Regions from separate parts of the Homo sapiens genome. Here region 2 is linked to region 1. Evidence: chromatin loops called from intact Hi-C (ENCODE). Cell type or tissue: IMR-90. All regions are shown on one strand. Each heading gives the region's core, and the rest is flanking DNA. Links, peaks and the distances in the headings are about the cores only.

Region 1 (9,059 bases), core at 3,175-5,674:
ATCATGACTTTGGTAAGGACTCAGGGAAGAAGGCAAATCACCTTTCGGTCATGGAGCATTTTGAAGGGAGAATAGTTTTCACATTGTGGGACTTCTGTTATTCAGAAAAAGGCTTAAGGCATTGAATTTTTTAGGATGTTGGGGAGATAAGTGACCAGAAAGGCGTAAAGGCAGACAGAAAAAGAAATGTGAGGTTCTGGAGGACAAGCTTTGCATCTTTGTCATTGGCTGCTCATGGCACAAGTTTTCAGGGAATGAACAGAGTGTTCTTGAGAGGTAGCATCTTGAGGCCACCCTGGAGCAGGAGCCAATTGCCTTTCAGGCAAAGTGACTCGCTTTCTTTTTGAACAGTTTCCAAAATAATATTAATAACAAAAATGATGGAGACAGTAGATTACAGAGCTCTAGAATTTCAGTGATAGAAATGAGAAAGCGATTAAATTGAAAATGTTTTCTTCTGGCAGATCAAGCTGTAGTTGTGTGGTTATAAATTCTGCATACTCATTGAGTCTTGGAACTCATGGAGATTGAGTCTTGGAGGAAAAATAAGCAAAAGAAAGATAAATTCGTTCCTTAAAAGACAAATTTCCTTAAAATTGTAATTTCAGGGGAAAATGTATGTCAGGTAAGAAATTAGTAATTTTGAAGAATCCTTCTATGTCTAGAAATTTAAGTTTCCCAATTGCTCCATGTACCAATTAGATATCTATTGAGCCAAAAACAGGAAAGCTAAGGTGTACTATAGTCTCTCAAGTAGTTCAGAAACACCAATTCACAGCCTAAGACAGTATATAATGAAGGAAAAATGTCTAGGACTCATTGCAGATATATGGTTCATTCTCTGGGGAAATTAGAGGATTAGCAAATCAGTTATCTATTGCTAAAATAATGCTGCATAGCAAACCATTCAAAAACTTAGTGGTTTAAAACAAAAATTATTTATTATTTCTCACAAGTTTATAGTTTGGCTAGTTGGTTATTTTCACCTAGGCCAGAAATATATGCTCTTGGTTTGGCTGATTCACACATCTTCAGTCAAATGGTAGGCCAGCTGGAGTTTGCTGTTCTAGAATGGCCTCAACCTGGATGATAAGGCTCTGCTCCATGTGGTCTGTCATCTTCCAACTGCTCTTGTGATCTCGTTCTTGTGAGGAAGACAAAGGAGCAAGAGAGAGAGGTCTTTGCTTAAAACTAGTATGCTGTTACTTGCATTACATTTTACTGGACAAAGTGAATCACAAGGTAGGCTAAGTTTCAAAGAATAGGAAAACAGACTCTACTTTTCGATGAGAGAAATTTTAAAGCCACCTGGAAAGGGTATGGATACAGGGAGATGTAGAGAATTAGGGCCATGTTTGCAAACAGTTTATTTCATTGAATTTTATCAAGGAAATCTTGGTAGAGGAAGGTACAACTTAGCTTGAGCTTTGAAAGTAAAGGAAAGAATAGGGGGCATTTTTTTAGGCAAGGATAACAACATAAATGAAGCCTGTAGTAGTAGTTTAATAGAAAGAAGGAGTTTGGTTCTACAGCGTGTGATACAAAATTAGGCATGTATTGAGCTGCTTCGGGGGGGCTAAACTGGCTTATATTTAGTATAAATCAGAATATCTGTACAGAATAGATCATAAATTCATCAATTAAGATATGGAAATATACTTATACGTGGTGTTTAAACTCCTGCATGATGGGATGTGTGCGTTTGTTTTTATTTGCCTTTTATGCCTGAGGACAATGCTGCTGTCTTCTTAAATTCAGCACCTATTGATTACCCCAGATAAAAAGTTCTCTTCACTAGCTCCATTTTATTTATGACTTATAGCAGGGTTACAGATTGTAAATACCCTTACACATTGTTTGAGAGCAGGGTGGTCAACCCTAATAGTCTATTTAAAATCTCAAAGGTTCAAAGAAGTATCTCTGAGAGTTGTGCAGAGATATAGTACAGGCTCTATTCCCGCCAGAAACGTGTACATGAAACTTAAAAAGGAAGGGGCTTCTCTATCTTAGAAATTCTCATACTTTTTGATCTTAGGACCTTCTTACATTGTTAGAAATTTGAGGATCCCAAAGAGTTTCTATTTCGGTTGGTTCTTTCTGTTGCTATTTACTGTATTTGAAATTAATATTGAGAAAATAAAAAATATGTATTTACTAATACATTACAAATAATAGTAATGGACAAAAGCAATTAATGAAAAATACTAAATTTATTTCCATAAATGACATATTTCTGTGAAAAGTAACTATTTTTTGAAACAAGGAAAGTGAGAAAACGTCATTGTTTCACATTTTTGAAAATCTTTTATGTCTGGCTTAATAGAAGACAATTTCTTTTATCTGCTTCTGCATTCAGTCTATTACAACATGTTATTTTGGATGAAACATATAAAGAAACTTTGGCTTCATGCAGATCTTTAGATGGAAGCGGGAGAAAACTGTAGGGTCTTAAGAACCGTATTTGGAAAACGCTTCTGTTTAAGAGCTCCATAAGATTTATCATGGCAGAAAAAATAAAAATTAAGAATGCAAAAAGAACATGTAACAAATTGTGATGTTTTTCTCCCCAAAGTAGGCTATTCATTGTGAATTTCCAAAAAAAAAAAAAGAACACCTATTTCCTCTAATTTATTAATTTGTTATAACAACAACAACAAAAAAAAATTATGATTTTTGGGCCAGTGCCCCAAATCTCTTAGTCATCATGCCAAAAATGCAACAAAATAGAATGTTAACCATGGGAAAAAGTTTCAAAGGATCTGACCAAATGCCCAGGATGAATTTGATAAAACGGTGACCTTACTCACATATAGCTTACTTAATAGTCAAGGGATTTTTTTTTTCACCGCTCAAAAAATTCCAGCCAATTTCACTGATATTCTTCCTTGTTCCAGAAACTTCCTCAAAGTTGACCTTTCATTCTCTGGTGACCTGGGCAAGAATTTCTCAGAAACCAAAAGCCTGGCTGTTCAGTTGGTTTGGGAGTGGCATTTCCTAAAGTTTTGATTGGAAAAGAAACCTGGAGTTCTAACAAATTCATTTTTAAAGAAATGAATTGAAGTTTCTTTGCCAAATGCCATATGCAAAGTTTATTACTAATTCTTAATAAACGTAATGCAATTGATAGAGAACGTGAAAGTGAATTATTAGTTCTGGTTTTAAAATCCCATTATATGATCTATATATTTCTGCTCCACTTTTAAAAGTTGCTAGTGATATTGGTATGCATCAAACCCTTGTGGTAGATTATACATGATCGAATAAATGATTTTAAATAACAAGAATTTTATAATCCAATTATAAAAATATACAATATTTAAAAATAAGACAAACGCAGAAGGAGAGATAATCACACAGTCTTCTCCAAAAGCTACCACTCTGTTTTTTTGCATTTAATTTTATTGGCATTATTAACAAAAACATACCTTACTCTGATTTACAACTTTACTTTTTGCTTTAGATATATGATGATTTTTTTCCCTTACATTAACCATAGACATAGTTTTTAGAAAAAAATGAAACAGACAACATATTTGAGGAGATGGGGGTCTATGTTTACATGTAAACAATGACTTAGAAAATTTGTAAAAAGTGACCTCAGAGGGACAAAGGGGAAACAAATCCCTTGGAAGCCTTGGATCCTCCCAGGCAGCTGTGGCTCTGTGTTTCCTTCCTATTAAGAGGGATGTGTGGTTTGTATTGTCCTCCTGGGAGAATAATTCTGTCATTTCCATTAGGAAGATGATTTATTGAGGGCAGTTCCTTTTTAAGATTGAACAGGAAAACCAGTGTTGCAACCTGATGGTGCTATTTCCTTTGTAAAACGCTTCAGTGCTGAAGTTGTAGCAATTACCTTGGCCTTGAACTGAATCACAGACACCTCTCTGATCCCTTCTGTAACCTTATCTGGTAACACACAACGGTAACCACTGTGTCCTCTTGGTTTGAGGTGGGTGAGAATCAGGGCATACAACTCCCAGATTTCTCATAAGAGGGCATCCAGCCCTGTAACAGATATCCCCCAAGGCCATCGTGGAGCAGCCGGGATGCTGCGTAGGGGTTACAAATGCAGATGCAGTTGTTAAAGGGAATTTGACTGCAGCTGGAAAATAATTTTCTAAGAAGGCATATGGCAAAACGTTTTGCTTCCGTGTACCAATATCTCTGCGTGCCTCCTTTATTCCTCATTGAACCTCGGGGAATATTTAATAGTTCAGTCCTTCTTTTAAAGGTATGGTGAAAGGCAGCATCACTGCATCCCAGCAGAGGGCAGTTTCCTCAAGCCTATAGTACACCATTGCAGGTCTCATTCATGCTCAGATGGTGGTTGTTCACACCTTGTTCTTAAGAAAAGTAAACTTGTATTCAGTGACCTAGTTACACAGCAGCTTGGGCTGTGCTAAACAGTCATTCATTCAGATACTTCCTTTAGAAAACTAAAGTGAATCCAGTTGCGGTTTGCAGAAACAAGCTCCACAATGAGAGTAAAGAGATCTGGGTACTGGTCTTGGATTTGTCACTAAATAGCCATTGTGCTGGTGACATTAAGCAAGTCACTTTAGCTCAATTCTGCATCTCTGGTGAGGGGTTTTGGACAGCATGACCTGAAGATTTTAGATACAGTAGAATTTTCACATAATACCTCTATAACCCTGATAAAAATATATTTCGTAGCTGAGGGTTTGGAGTTAAAGAAATAGAGATTCTTCTTTAAAGTAATGCTAATTCAGATAGTTTACCTGGTTTGCAATATAAGCTTTATAGGTTATCCCTCTTCTACAATTGCTGAACTAAACCATCTTATATATTAGGAAAACTCAATTGGGCATGACTGTGAGAGTGAGAAGAACAGATTTCTGGGCCTGTGTTGGCTTCTCTCTAGCTATATGACTTTAGGTGAATCACCCCAACCTTCTGATTTCCAGTTTTCTCATTAGCAAAATGAATGGGTTGAATTAGATCAATGTTTCCTCCAAAAGGACCTGTGATTAAATGAGTCTGGGGGAAAAGGAGGTAAAGATAAGCAGGGGTCTATACTGCATTGATTCTGAAACCATTTCCACAGAGTCATCCACCACAGATTTACTGGGAGCTGCCTGTCTGGTAAGACCTTTTCCAGGGTAACCTACTTTAAACAGTAAACAACTGTTCAGCCTGTCATTGACCAATCAGAATGAATGCTGGCTGCAACTCTGAAGTGGCTCTGAGACCCCCTCTACTAGTCTGTTCTCATGCTGCTGATAAAGACACACCCAAGACTGGGTAATTTATAAAGGAAAGAGGTTTAATTCTCACAGTTCTACATGACCGGGAAGGCCTCACAATCATGGCAGAAGTGAAGGAGGAGGAAAGTCATGTCTTACATGGTAGCAAGAAGAAGGGCTTGTGTAGTGGAACTCCCACTTATAAAATCATCAGATCTCATGAGACTTATTCACTACCACGAGAAGAGTATGGGGGAAACCACCCCCATGATTCAATTATCTCCACCTGGCCCCACCCTTCACACATGGGGATTATTACAGTTCAAGGTGAGATTTGGGTGGGGACACAGCCAAACCATATCACCCCCAAGTGGAATCTGGTATTTGTTTCTGGATCCTGGGGAGTCTGGATGCTCCTTCAGTGGTTACTTATCAGTCAGCATGGAAGTATGTCAATATTTTCACAACTGGTATGGCCCTACCTACCTGCACACTCTCACCCCTGTGCTGTCCGAGGTTGCAGTGCCTTCTCTAGCCTTGTCTCAGAATATATGATCCAGGACCAACAGCGGCAGCAGCCCTGAGAGCTTGTTAAAAATGCTAATTCCTGGATTCCACCCAGACCTTCTTAATCAGAATCTGCACTTCTGCAAGACCCCCAGGTGATTACTGTGTTCTTTACAATTTGAGAATCACTGGCATGCAAAACAGGTCTGGTTTATTTAAAATGCACAGGGCTGATTTGCTGATGTCTACAGGAGGGCAAATAGCTTGAGCCCAGGAGTTTGAGACCAGTCTGGGCAACGTGACAAACCCCCCTCTCTCCAAATATACTGGGTAAATCTGTGGTGGATGACTCTGTGGAAATGGTTTCAGAATCAACGCAGTATAGACCACTGCTTATTTTTACCTCCTTTCCCCCCAAACTCATTTAATCACAGGTCCTTTTGGAGGAAACATTGATCTAATTCAACCCATTCATTTTGCTAATGAGAAAACTGGAAATCAGAAGGTTGGGGTGATTCACCTAAAGTCAAATAGCTAGAGAGAAGCCAACCCAGGCCCAGAAATTAGCTGGGTATGGTGGCGCATGCCTGTGGTCCCAGCTACTTGGGAGGCTGAGGCAGGAGAATCACCTGAGCCCAGGGAGGTCAAGGCTGCAGTGAGCCATGATGGGGCCACTGCACTCCAGCCTGGGCAACAGAGTAAGACCCTGTTTCAAAAAAATAAATAAATAATAAAAAAATAAAGTGTAGTCTCTTTATGATGACTTGGCATAGAACCCTTTTATGATGGAATATATTGTGGGATGAGTGGTCAGTGAAATACATTTTGGAAAACATTGAACAAGATATCTGAAGTTCTCTCTAACTCTAAAATTCAATGATTCTGAGACAGTTAAATGTTCTCACATTTCTCATTTGTTCATAATATTCTTCAAATCAGTTCTACTATAAATTGGATTTACCATTGCCTTTGGGCACTCAAATGTCAATAAAGATTGGGGATATTTTTAGAACTTTGATTTTAATTTCTGAGATATTAAATTGATAAGGAAATGAAAATAATCTGGAACCCAGACAATATGTTTTGTAGGGGCCTAGAGTTTTTTAAAAAAATTATTTATATCTTATCATAGTTTATTTTTTACTGTAGTGAAATGCATATAACATAAAACTTACCATTTTAACCATGTTTAAATGTATAATTCAGTGACAATATGTACATTTACCATGGTGTGTGATAATCACTGGTCTCTATTTCCGGAGCTTTTTCATGATCACAACTGAAATTCTGTACGCATTAAACAATAAATCCCCATTCCCCCCACTTCAGCCTGTGGTAACCTCCATTCTACTTTCTGTCTTTGTGAATTTCACCATTCTAGGTACCTCATATGAATGAAGTTATACAATATTGTGTCTGCCATCTCATTTAGCATAATGCTTTCAAAGTTATCTATATTGTAACATGCATCAGGATTTCATTCTTGTACGTGGCTAGATAATACTTCATTTTATGTGTATACCGCGTGTTGTTTATTCATTCGTCTGTTGATAGATACTTGGGTTTCTAACTGGCTATTGTGAATAATACTGCTACAAACATTGGTCTGTTTGAGCCTCTGTTTTAATTCTTTGGGGTCTATGTCTAGTCATGGAATTGCTGGATCATGTGGTAATTCTATGTGGAGACTCTGAACTGTTTTCTATGGTGGCTGCAGCATGTTACATTCTCACCAACGATCCACAAGGATTACAATTTCACCACACCCTTACCATGAAAGTGTTTAAAGAAAACGTTTATTTGATCCATTCTTGCTTGAGATTTGTTTTTGCAAGTGTTCACTGAAAAGAAAAGGATCAGTAGATCTGGCTAAGTCCAATGACTCATTTCCCTATTGGATGGCAGGCTGGCAGAGCATCCCCTTCTTTGTTTTCTATGCTCTGGCTGCTTACTGTGCACCCTCAGCTGCGTCTCTGTTTCCCTGTGGTCTTGATTACCCAGGAAAGTTAGCTCTAAGGAGCAGATCCATATCTTCTAATAATTTGGAGGTTTCTAAGTGGGTTCTTGATCAGCTCCAGGCTCTATCCTCTCAAATTCAAAGTCTAGAAATTTGTTCTCCATAGCTAGCTTTGAAATCACGGCTGAGCCATTCAACCCTCATGGATTTCAGTCTTCTCAGTCATAAAATGATCTCAAAGTTTACTTCCTCTCAGGTGGAGCCTGCTACATAATTTGTGGGGGAAAATGCAAAATTAACACGCAGTGCCCTTTCTTCAAAAAGCAAATAAAGGAAGTGTGGTTAAAGGAACTTTGGGAGCTCATTATAAAGGCAAATGCTCATGTTTCCCTGCAGCCCTGCCTTCCCAAGGGGGTTTGACAGAATAGGTTTGGGGTGAGGCCAAGGGATTTGTATATTTAATAAGAATTCCAGGTGATTCTGATTCGAATGGTTGGCATAACAGTGGATTCACACTTAATTCAGCATAGGGTTTTGGAATTTATATTTTAGCAAAACTGGACCAAAACCTTAATATAAAGCCTTTTCATGTAAAAATATTTTATTTATAACATGCAATAAGGGCAATAGTAATAAATGAGTAAACATAAACTTATAAATGCAAACAGTAATATTTTTGGTGACAACAGAATATGTTATAAAACTTTATTGGTGGGATATAATGATTCATTGCATAATTTTTCTGGCTTGCTTATCTGGGAATTTATTTATTGGTACAACACAATTTATACTTTTAATGAATTTATTTTCTGATAAATTATTTCAAAATATAAATTTTAGTACATCTAGAGCTAAAGAATCTCGGGGAACGGTTTTTTCAAAAAGATTTAACTTTTCATACAAATCAGTTTTGTAGAAATATGAATTAAATGCACATTTATATAGTGGCATTTAATGTTTCCTCTGACATTTCTGTATTTTAGGGAGGTCATACAAGAAACTGAAAGTGGTTCATGATTTGTTTAGAATTGGATATATTTGTTTATACATTCTATCACTTTATCTTCAGTTACAAGTTAAATTAGATTTAAAATTTTCATTCTCACTAATAATTTATCTGAAGTATCACATGAAAAGAATGCTCTTTTCCATCAATTGCAACAATTTTTAGTTTCTTCTTCTAAGCCTATGGATATTTACTTTGCAATATTCTAGCAGATTTTAAACCAGAGATCCGAAACTCTGAAAAATCCTAATAGCTCCCTAATTTATTTTATTGCAGTGTCCATGTGCCTGCTTTTAAAGTGTAATCGCTTACTGATAAAATATACTGCCTGAGCACTGGAAGTTCCTGTCCCTGCTCGTAGGCCAGGGAGTGGGTATTTGCACAG
Region 2 (9,059 bases), core at 5,337-7,836, 420 kb before region 1:
ATTTCACAAAGAGAAATATTTCTACTGGGTGTTGAAGGATAAATAGTTTTCCATATGGACATAGTTGGGGAAGGGCATTCCAGGTACACAAAAACATACAAGGGTACAGATTGTTCATTTTGGCTGGTATGTAAGATAGAAGGTTGGGGACAGAGGGTGTTAAGATACACCAGTGGATGGATTTTGAGGAATGGTAGAGATTCTAAAGAGTGAGTCCACATCAGAGTTTACCACATGTACTAGCTGCTATTGAGTGAATGAATGTATAAATTATGAAACAGTATGTTCTATTTTCCATTTGCTGTTTCCAGCTACTCTGTAGCTGTAGGGTTTTTTTTATTTGAATGATGAGTTTGCTGAATATGTCCTGCACTTAAGAAACCAAAACAAAAACAGCATAAGTCAGTTTAAATTACAGCATCATTCACTCTTTCTCCTCCCCCAAATTCTCTATTGTGTGCTAGGTGCTGGGTTTGGAGACAGGGTCTCTGCCCTTTGGAGCTTATAAGCTCATTTGTTGACTCTTAGATAAAAGTCATTATTAGAGTTCTTAACCTGAACACTTCTCAAGAAAGTCTTTTACTTCTCAAAGTGGACTTTTTTTTAATAGTAGCGATATAGTTCTTAAATATTTTTAATTTTCATTTTGAATTTTACTTTAGGAGGTTTTGGACATCTTGCCATTTTCAATTCTTGTCTGCAAACCAAAAGTATAGATGATGGAGAGCTATTACATGGAATATTAAAAATCATAATATCCTGGAAGAAAGAGCATGAAGATATTTTTCTTTTCAGTTGGTAGGTGATACTTTATACTATGTTTTTCCTTCAGTATACAATTCAGACAAAGATTACGTATCTGTGTCACAATTTTGTAGAGAAATTATGGTAGACATTTAAGTCAGTTATAAATAAGTATGTAAGATTTAAAGTAGCATACTTTCTAATTGAATGTCAATATAATCTTTTATTGTCTTTTGTTTTTATCTTTATCACAGTAATCTATCAGAAGCAAGTCCAGAGGTACTGGGTGTAAATATAGAAATAATCCGGTTTCTTTCCCTATTTCTGAAATACTGCTCATCCCCTTTGGCAGAGAGTGAGTGGGACTTCATCATGTGCTCCATGTTGGCTTGGTTGGAGGTAAATTAACCCGATATGTCATCACCTCTTGTGGGTTTTTGTACATACTTTTGCATCAGAACTATTTACTAATCTCATTCTTTAAGTGATGATTGTAATTGGTTCCTTTGTATAATTTAAAACACTTTATAGATGTTCTTCTTACCAGCTACTATTTGACAGAATAGTAAAATGATAGATTTTTAATGACTACCAGCATCATTCAGTGACCAAATCTCCTGTTATTAAAATGCCTTCTCCATTAGCTTATTGTAATATTTGCAGCACAGCCCTTTCAGGTTTTATCTGTTAATGACAATTATTTTGGTCTTTTTTGGTTATAATTAGATTATTTCTAAAACATACTGTGTGAATATTGTGAGAGTAATGCATTAAATAGTAGCAGATTCAGAGGGAATTAGTGTAATTTTTGACCCAAAGCAACCAGAGGTATATTACTTGTGGGCTCCAAGGCAGCAAGTCAGTCAGGGTTGGATTGGTCTGAATCTCTGCTTTGCCTGCTATTAGCTATGTGACTTAGAGTTTTAAACTTAAACTATTTGAGACTCAGTTTTCTTTCTTTCTTTCTTTCTTTTTTTTTAAATTTGAGATAGAATCTCGCTCTGTTGCTTAGGCTGGAGTGCAATGGTGCGATCTTGGCTCACTGCAACCTCCGCCTTCTGGGTTCAAGCAATTCTTGTGCCTCAGCCTCTCAAATAGCAGGATTACAGATGCCCACCAGCATGCACGACTAATTTTTATATTTTTGGTAGAGATGCGGTTTCACCATTTTGGCCAGGCTGGTCTCAAACTCCTGCCCTCATGTGATCCACTTGCCTCAGCCTCCCAAAGTGTTGGGATTACAGGCATGAGCCACTGTGCCTGGCCGATTTTCTTATTTTAAAATAATAACTTACAACTTGTAGGGCTACTGAGAAGATTATAAATGTGTATTTAATGTGTCTGACTTAGTGTTTCCTTCCATGGGTTAGAAATTAAAAAGGGTACTTGAGAATAAATTGTTTATTAATGATTCTATTCATGGTATTTAATTTTGAAGAAAAAAGTTATTTTGATGTAAAATTTTATGTTTCTCCTGAGATTACACACCTCAACTGCTTTTCGTTTTAAAATTCAAAGAAATGAAAGTGGGGCTTTTCTTTATATTGGCTTTATTTGTAGTGTTCTGGTAGAAGTCTGTTTACCTATTTCATTTTTATTGTTTTTTCAGACAACAAGTGAGAATCAGGCATTGTATTCTATTCCACTTGTGCAACTGTTTGCCTGTGTCAGCTGTGATTTGGCCTGTGACCTCAGTGCTTTCTTTGATTCCACAACTCTGGATACCATTGGCAATCTTCCTGTAAATCTAATCAGTGAATGGAAAGAATTTTTTTCCCAAGGCATCCACAGTTTGCTTTTACCTATTTTGGTGACTGTTACAGGCAAGTGAAAAAGGGAATAATAGTGAGATTGATTCATTGGAAATGACTTACTGAAAAATTCAAAAGCAAAAATTTTGATGTTTAAATCAAATAATACTAAATAGTAAAAGAAAAAGCCAGAAGAGAAAGCTTGGCTTCTCAGAAGCATCATCTATGCTTTACTTTACAGACAGAAATTGAAAAATGGCAAGGTATCCAATGACTGTTGCAAATTAAAATAATAATACTTCAGATAACATGAATGGATGATGTGAATAGAACCTTGCTATTGAACATTTGCTGGATCAGATAAAAGTCATTAAAACAGTTGAGATTAACTGGAATATATATTCAGTTCATGTTTCTAGTTAAGACTGCTTTATTGTTTATGTCTAGTTTTTATTTCATTTTCTTAAATGACATTTGATTGTTTGTGAATCATTTAAGCTATACTAACTTTCTTTTGAGACGTGCATGTTTCTTTCCTTTTTGTCATTAGGAGAAAACAAAGATGTGTCTGAAACATCCTTTCAGAATGCAATGCTGAAACCCATGTGTGAAACATTAACGTATATCTCAAAGGAACAGCTATTGAGTCACAAACTTCCTGCAAGATTAGTTGCTGACCAAAAAACAAACTTACCAGAATATCTCCAGACTTTGTTAAATACATTGGCCCCATTACTCCTCTTCAGAGCTAGGCCTGTGCAAATTGCTGTTTATCATATGCTATACAAGTAAGAATTCATCCAATTGAATCAATGTTACAGTGGTCTAAAAAAATAGAATATATGCTTAGTTTTTACTTTTAATTATTTAAAGTAAAATTTTTAAAAGAAGGAGATCTGACTGCTTCACTTATAGGGACCCTAAGTTGCCTCATCTTTTAGGTTATTGTTCTCTATACACAATTTATATTTCAATAGTCCTGGCTATAGTAGTTATTTTAAAGAAAACTCATTAAAACATTTACTCATTATAAAATAAGTATTGGTCTTTCTGCTCTTGAGCACGACTTAATAAACAGTTTAATATCACATATTTAAAAATAATGTTCTAATTTCTAGATTGATGCCTGAATTACCACAGTATGATCAGGATAATCTAAAGTCATACGGAGATGAAGAAGAAGAGCCAGCCTTGTAAGGTTTTTTTAAATAATTTGTTTTATTAAATTCTTATAATCCATCTCACTTATAATGTCTTTAGAGGACTGAAGCAGCACAGAAGCTATAGAGTTATATTCATTCTACAGATAGATCTTTTTAGTTATCTGTAAGATATAAATGAAATATAGATTTCACCCAAAAGATTGTGTCACTCTCTTAATTGTTCTTAAATCACATTTTCCGTTTGCTACTGTTCAGTAAAACTATCTTTGGCCATATGGTGGCTGTGGAAAGAGTGTATCGGTTCAAGTATCTATTGAGCATCCACTTTGTGCAGAGTATTAATTAAATGCTGAGGGGAATATGCAGTGTTTAGTGAGCACTTTCTTTTCCTTAAGGAATTTATCTGATACAGATGATACTGTAGCGTTATGGAAAATATAGTATATGATAAGTGCTAAGAAAAAGGATAGATAACTTTTTTTTAAAGGTCAGTTAGGCCTATATAAGATAGCATGTATGAGGGCACAATTAATGTACATCAGGAAGGGAAGACTTTCTTTTGAGGAAGAGGCATTTAAACTGGACCTTTAAGGTTAGGTAGCATTTCTGCAGGACAGGAAAGACAACATAAGTTAAGAGAACATCATGTACAAAGGCACTGAGTCATGAATGTGAGGATGTGCTTGGGGAATATTGAGTAGTTACCACTTAATGTATAGTTTTATTGATAATATCTTTCTTTACTGGAATGTAAGTTCTGTGAGGGCAGGAATTTCTCTCTCTTATTTCTGAGAGAGAAATAGGCTAGAATGCTGTAGGCCAGAATGCTTCCTGGCCTATAATAAATGGCCTTAAAAATGACTTTTTTGGGGGGATTTGGTCATTACTTGGTAGGAGATAGGGCGCCACCAGCCGATTCTGACACTAATGTGAAACATGAATTGTAAAAAGAAGCAAGCAGAGGTGGAGCTGATTGCAGAAGTTAAATAACAATGCATGGAGGGCAATGTGAAAAGTGGAGAGATTTTGGAGCTGGTATTTTATAAGATCTAGTGACTATCAGTATGGAATATAGAAGGCTGGGTACATGAGATGGAGGTGTTGAAGGAAAAGACCTAAGAGCAGAAGTTTGGAGAAGGCCTGTACTTGTGGGCTGGGAGAAGGAAGCCACAAGGGAAGAACGATCACAGAAGTGAAAGGAGAGAACCAGGCTAGAGTATCATGGAGAAGAGAGTTAAGTATTTTACTTTTTGAGAATCTCATAAGTTCACCTGAAAGTATAAATGAGTAGAGTAGTTCAATAAAGAAGAAAATTAACTTACATTGTTGTGAATTAATCTGAATGGTACATTTATTTTCCTAAAAAGATTACAATCATGATTTTTTAAACAGGCACATAATTATTTTCTGTGTTTATCCGATTAATAGTATCATTGTGATATTTCTTAATAGTACTAAGTAGATAATATGCAATAAAATAGAAACTAGAATGAAGTGACAAAGTTCGAAGTCTTAATCTTCACTTTGTCTTTTATAAGATGATAAAAGGCCGGGTAGGATTTAGAATCCCTAACAGTTTCCCCTACTAACTGAAAGACGTTGGACTCATCATTTGGCTTCTCTGGGTGTGTGATTTTTTTTCACTTAGAAAATTGAAAGAGACGTTTTCTAAAAATGTCTTTCCTTCAAGTGCTATAATATGTCTTTTTTATTTTACTGTTATGTGAGATTAGGAGTTAAAATTGGCTCAATAGAGGGGAATTTTTAAAACGTTTTTTGGAAAACAGAGAAATTTTTCTAAAATGCTTGAAGTTTACAAGTACTGTCAATTTGTTAAGGAATGAATTATAAAGAAAACTTGTGGTGTTTAATCATTGATTCTTAGGTCACCACCAGCAGCACTGATGTCTCTTCTTAGCATTCAAGAGGACTTACTAGAAAATGTTTTGGGGTGTATTCCTGTTGGACAGATAGTTACTATTAAACCACTGAGTGAAGACTTCTGTTATGTTCTGGGATACCTTCTCACTTGGAAATTAATACTAACTTTCTTCAAAGCTGCATCATCACAGGTAAATAAATATGTGACAACTTTCGATAGTTCTGTCCTAATATGCTTCTGATACTGTTCTAAATACCTTCCTTTCAGTTTAATAAAAGGAAAATCCTTATGTTTTAATCTCATCTTTTAAAATTTATTTTATTTTGTTTATTTGAGACAGGGTCTCACTCTGTTGCCTGTGCTGGAATGCAGTGGCACAATCTCGGCTCACTGCAACCTCTGCCTCCTAGGCTCAACCGATCTTCTCACTAAGTAGCTGGGACTACAGGTGCAAGCCACCATGCCTGGCTAATTTTTATATTTTTGTAGAGATGGGGTTTCACCGTGTTGCCCAGACTGGTCTCAAACTCCTGAGCTCAAGCGATCCACCCACCTTGGCCTCCCAAAATGCTGGGATTACAGGCATGAGCCACTGCGCCCAGCCTAATCTCATTTTATCCAACTAACTTCCATCTGCTTAATAAGTTTACTCCTGTCCCTTATACCTTACCTTCCAAGCAAAAGTAATTACTCTGATAGGTGGCCAGATCAACTTTTTTCTAACTGAATGTAGTCACCAGGTTCTTTTATTTCAGGAAATAATATTTATATAATTTAATTTTGTACTATCATAGTAATGATTTCAAAAGAATTGGATCTTGTGTTTTTTGTTTTTTTTTCGGAGGGAGTCAGTTTGTCACTCTGTTGTGGAGATATAACTTAATACATCATTGGAAATTTACCTTACTTGAAAATCACTGTTTGGAGAGAGATCTGTGAAACATTACCTATGTAATAATTCAAACTGTTACCTAAGTGGTGAAAATATCTGAAATATTTTGTCCAAATTATTCTAGCAGCCACTAGATGTCTCTGTTGTCTCATGTTTAGGAAGTAAGACCTTGTCCAAGAAGAAACTGGAAAGATCTCTCTAGTTTTTCTGTTAGAAGGATCCCCACTTGAAGATAGTTTGAGCCGGGGAAGTGGAGGTTGCAGTGAGCTGAGATCATGCCACTGCACTCAAGCCTGGGCGACAGAGCCAGACCCTGTCTCAAAAAGAACAAGGAAGATCCAAATCTCTGTCAATCTTTGATTGAATTAGCCTAATAAAATATGTGCCTTCTTTTGACAGGTCAATACAAAAAGATTTAGTTTATCATTTAGTGTGATTAAGTATTCATGGCATTCATTTCCAATGTGACTTTTTGGAATTTTTAAATTATAATTTATGTTGTTGCTCATACCCTATACCCTGGTACAAAGATATCAATTTTTGCATCTTTGCATTTGTATATCTGTGGGGAAAAGTCAAATCACAGAAGCAGCATTGATCTAGCTGTTAAATAGATTAGTTTTCTCTTTAGGCCTGTCACTTATTTTTGTGACTTAAGCTAGTTTTATTTGCTGATGATATATTTCAAGAGCTCCTTATTTGGCTTTTACATCAATTTCTTAAAATATTGTTGATCTTTAAAAAATAGCAGCAGATTGAGGCATTTGTGTATAAGAGTTTTGTTCTCATTTTATATTCAGAAATTAGGAAAATGGCCATGTGTCACCTTTTTCATTAAGCTGGGATTGGGTTAGGGTGCAAAATTATACGGCAGCATTTATTATTATTGAGTCTGAAACTTGAACTGAGCTGTGGGCAGATAAACCAGAATAACCCACTAAGTAATACTAATTAGATGAATCCTGAAATAAACAGAATTTTTCTTCGGAAAACTTTAAATGTTCCTAAATCATGGGTTAACTTTTTTCTCAAAAAAACTAGCAAATCAGATTGAACTGGAAAAAGTTGTATATGTACATGTGTATGTTTTTGTGTCTGTTTTATAAAGCTTTACTGAGATATTGCACATACCATAAAATTTACCCACTTAGCATACACAGTTTGGTGTTTTTAGTATATAGTCATCCCTTGATATCTGCTGGGGATTGTTTCCAGGCTCCCTCCCATGACCCCCACCCCAGCGAATACTCAAGTTCCTTATATAAAATGGCATATAGTATCTGCATCTAACCTATGCACATCTTCCTGTATACTACTTAAAATCATCTCTAGATTAGTTATCACTGATACAGTGTAAATGCTATTGAAATAGTTGCTATACTGTATTAAAGTTTTTAGTATTTTTATTGTTGTATTGGTTTTTTTAAATCACTTTTTTTGCCCCTCAAATGTTTTCAATCTGCGATTGGTTGAATTCTCAGATGTGGAACCCATGGAAGTGGAGGGCTGACTGTATTCACAGAGTTGTGCAACTGTTAACCACTATATAATTTTAGAACCTTTTCAACATCCCATTGTAATTGATAGCAATCACTTCCCATTTCCTCTCAAACCCCGCAGCTCCTGACAGCCATTAAACTGTGTTCTGTCTCTATGCATCTGCCTGTTCTGGACATTTCACATATCTGGTCTTTTGTGTCTGGCTTTTATTTTAGTATATTATTTTCAAGATTATCAAATTGAAGCATGTATCATAAGTATTGCATTTATTTTTGTGGCTGAATAATACTCCATTTTGTAGATCTATCACATTTTGTTTATCTATCTGTTTATCCATTAATGGGCATTTAGGTTGTTTCCTTTTTTTTGGCTATTGAAAATAAAGCTGCTGTGAACATTCGTGTACGAGCTTTTGTGTTGAAATATGTTTTCACTTGTGTTGTATACCTTGGAGTGGGATTGCTGGGTCGTATATGTGTGTTTTTAAAAGTCCATTGATATTGGTGATTAATTTTTTAAAAATCTCTAACTTTTTGTTTTGAAAAATTAAACAATGAAGTTGGAAGAATAATTCAATGGAAAATCACATACTCTTTTAGATAAAAAAGTTACATACATCTTTTAACATATTGCTACATTTGCACATACTTTCTCTGTATTTACTTTTTTTCTGCTGATCTACTTGAAAGTAAGTTGCAGATATTTTGATGCTTTACCAAAAGTATTTAAGCATATATCTCCTAAGATCACGGACATGTTTCTACATAAGCATAATATAATTTTTATACTCAAGAAATTTAATTTTGATGCAATAATATCTAATTTTTATTTAGATACTTTCAGTTGTCCCAGTAATATCTCTATAGTTTTATTTTCTTCTCTATTGAAGATCCAATCAAGAATCATGTTTGTATTTGCTTGTCATATTTCTTTAGTTTCTTTAACCTATAATTTCTATACCTTTCTTTTCTTTCTTGTCATTGTTTTGGCCAGCTGTTTTTAGCCTGTCATACAATGTGAATTTGTCTGATCGTTTCCTCATTAGATTGTGGTTAATTTTTAGCAATAGTACTTACTGCACAAGTTGTTATGTGTTCTCAGTGTCTTACCTCAGGAGCCATATAATG

Evidence for each region. A loop is a pair of places that touch in the nucleus more often than their neighbours do. Peaks named below come from ENCODE experiments on the same cell type or tissue, not always from the same donor. Only the 100,000 strongest peaks of a DNase experiment are listed, where the experiment ranks them.
Region 2: it touches region 1 in a loop (11-fold over the local background); 28 of 110 quality-filtered maps call a loop at or near these places.

The regions. Positions count from the first base shown.
Region 1 is chr21:28,517,361-28,526,419 of GRCh38, reverse strand. No RefSeq gene overlaps it. Among named protein-coding and RNA genes, the nearest start is that of LINC00161, 17 kb to the left of the region's middle. In IMR-90, for the core only: a CTCF peak has its summit at 4,259 (motif pointing right); a DNase peak (open chromatin) is centred at 4,299; H3K27ac peaks cover 199 bases.
Region 2 is chr21:28,937,891-28,946,949 of GRCh38, reverse strand. LTN1 (listerin E3 ubiquitin protein ligase 1) reads left to right here. Exons shown (of 30, transcript NM_015565.3): 20 at 663-798; 21 at 999-1,143; 22 at 2,354-2,567; 23 at 3,046-3,283; 24 at 3,614-3,688; 25 at 5,544-5,730. Among named protein-coding and RNA genes, the nearest start is that of LTN1, 50 kb to the left of the region's middle. In IMR-90, for the core only: a CTCF peak has its summit at 6,571 (motif pointing right); a DNase peak (open chromatin) is centred at 6,589; H3K27ac peaks cover 227 bases.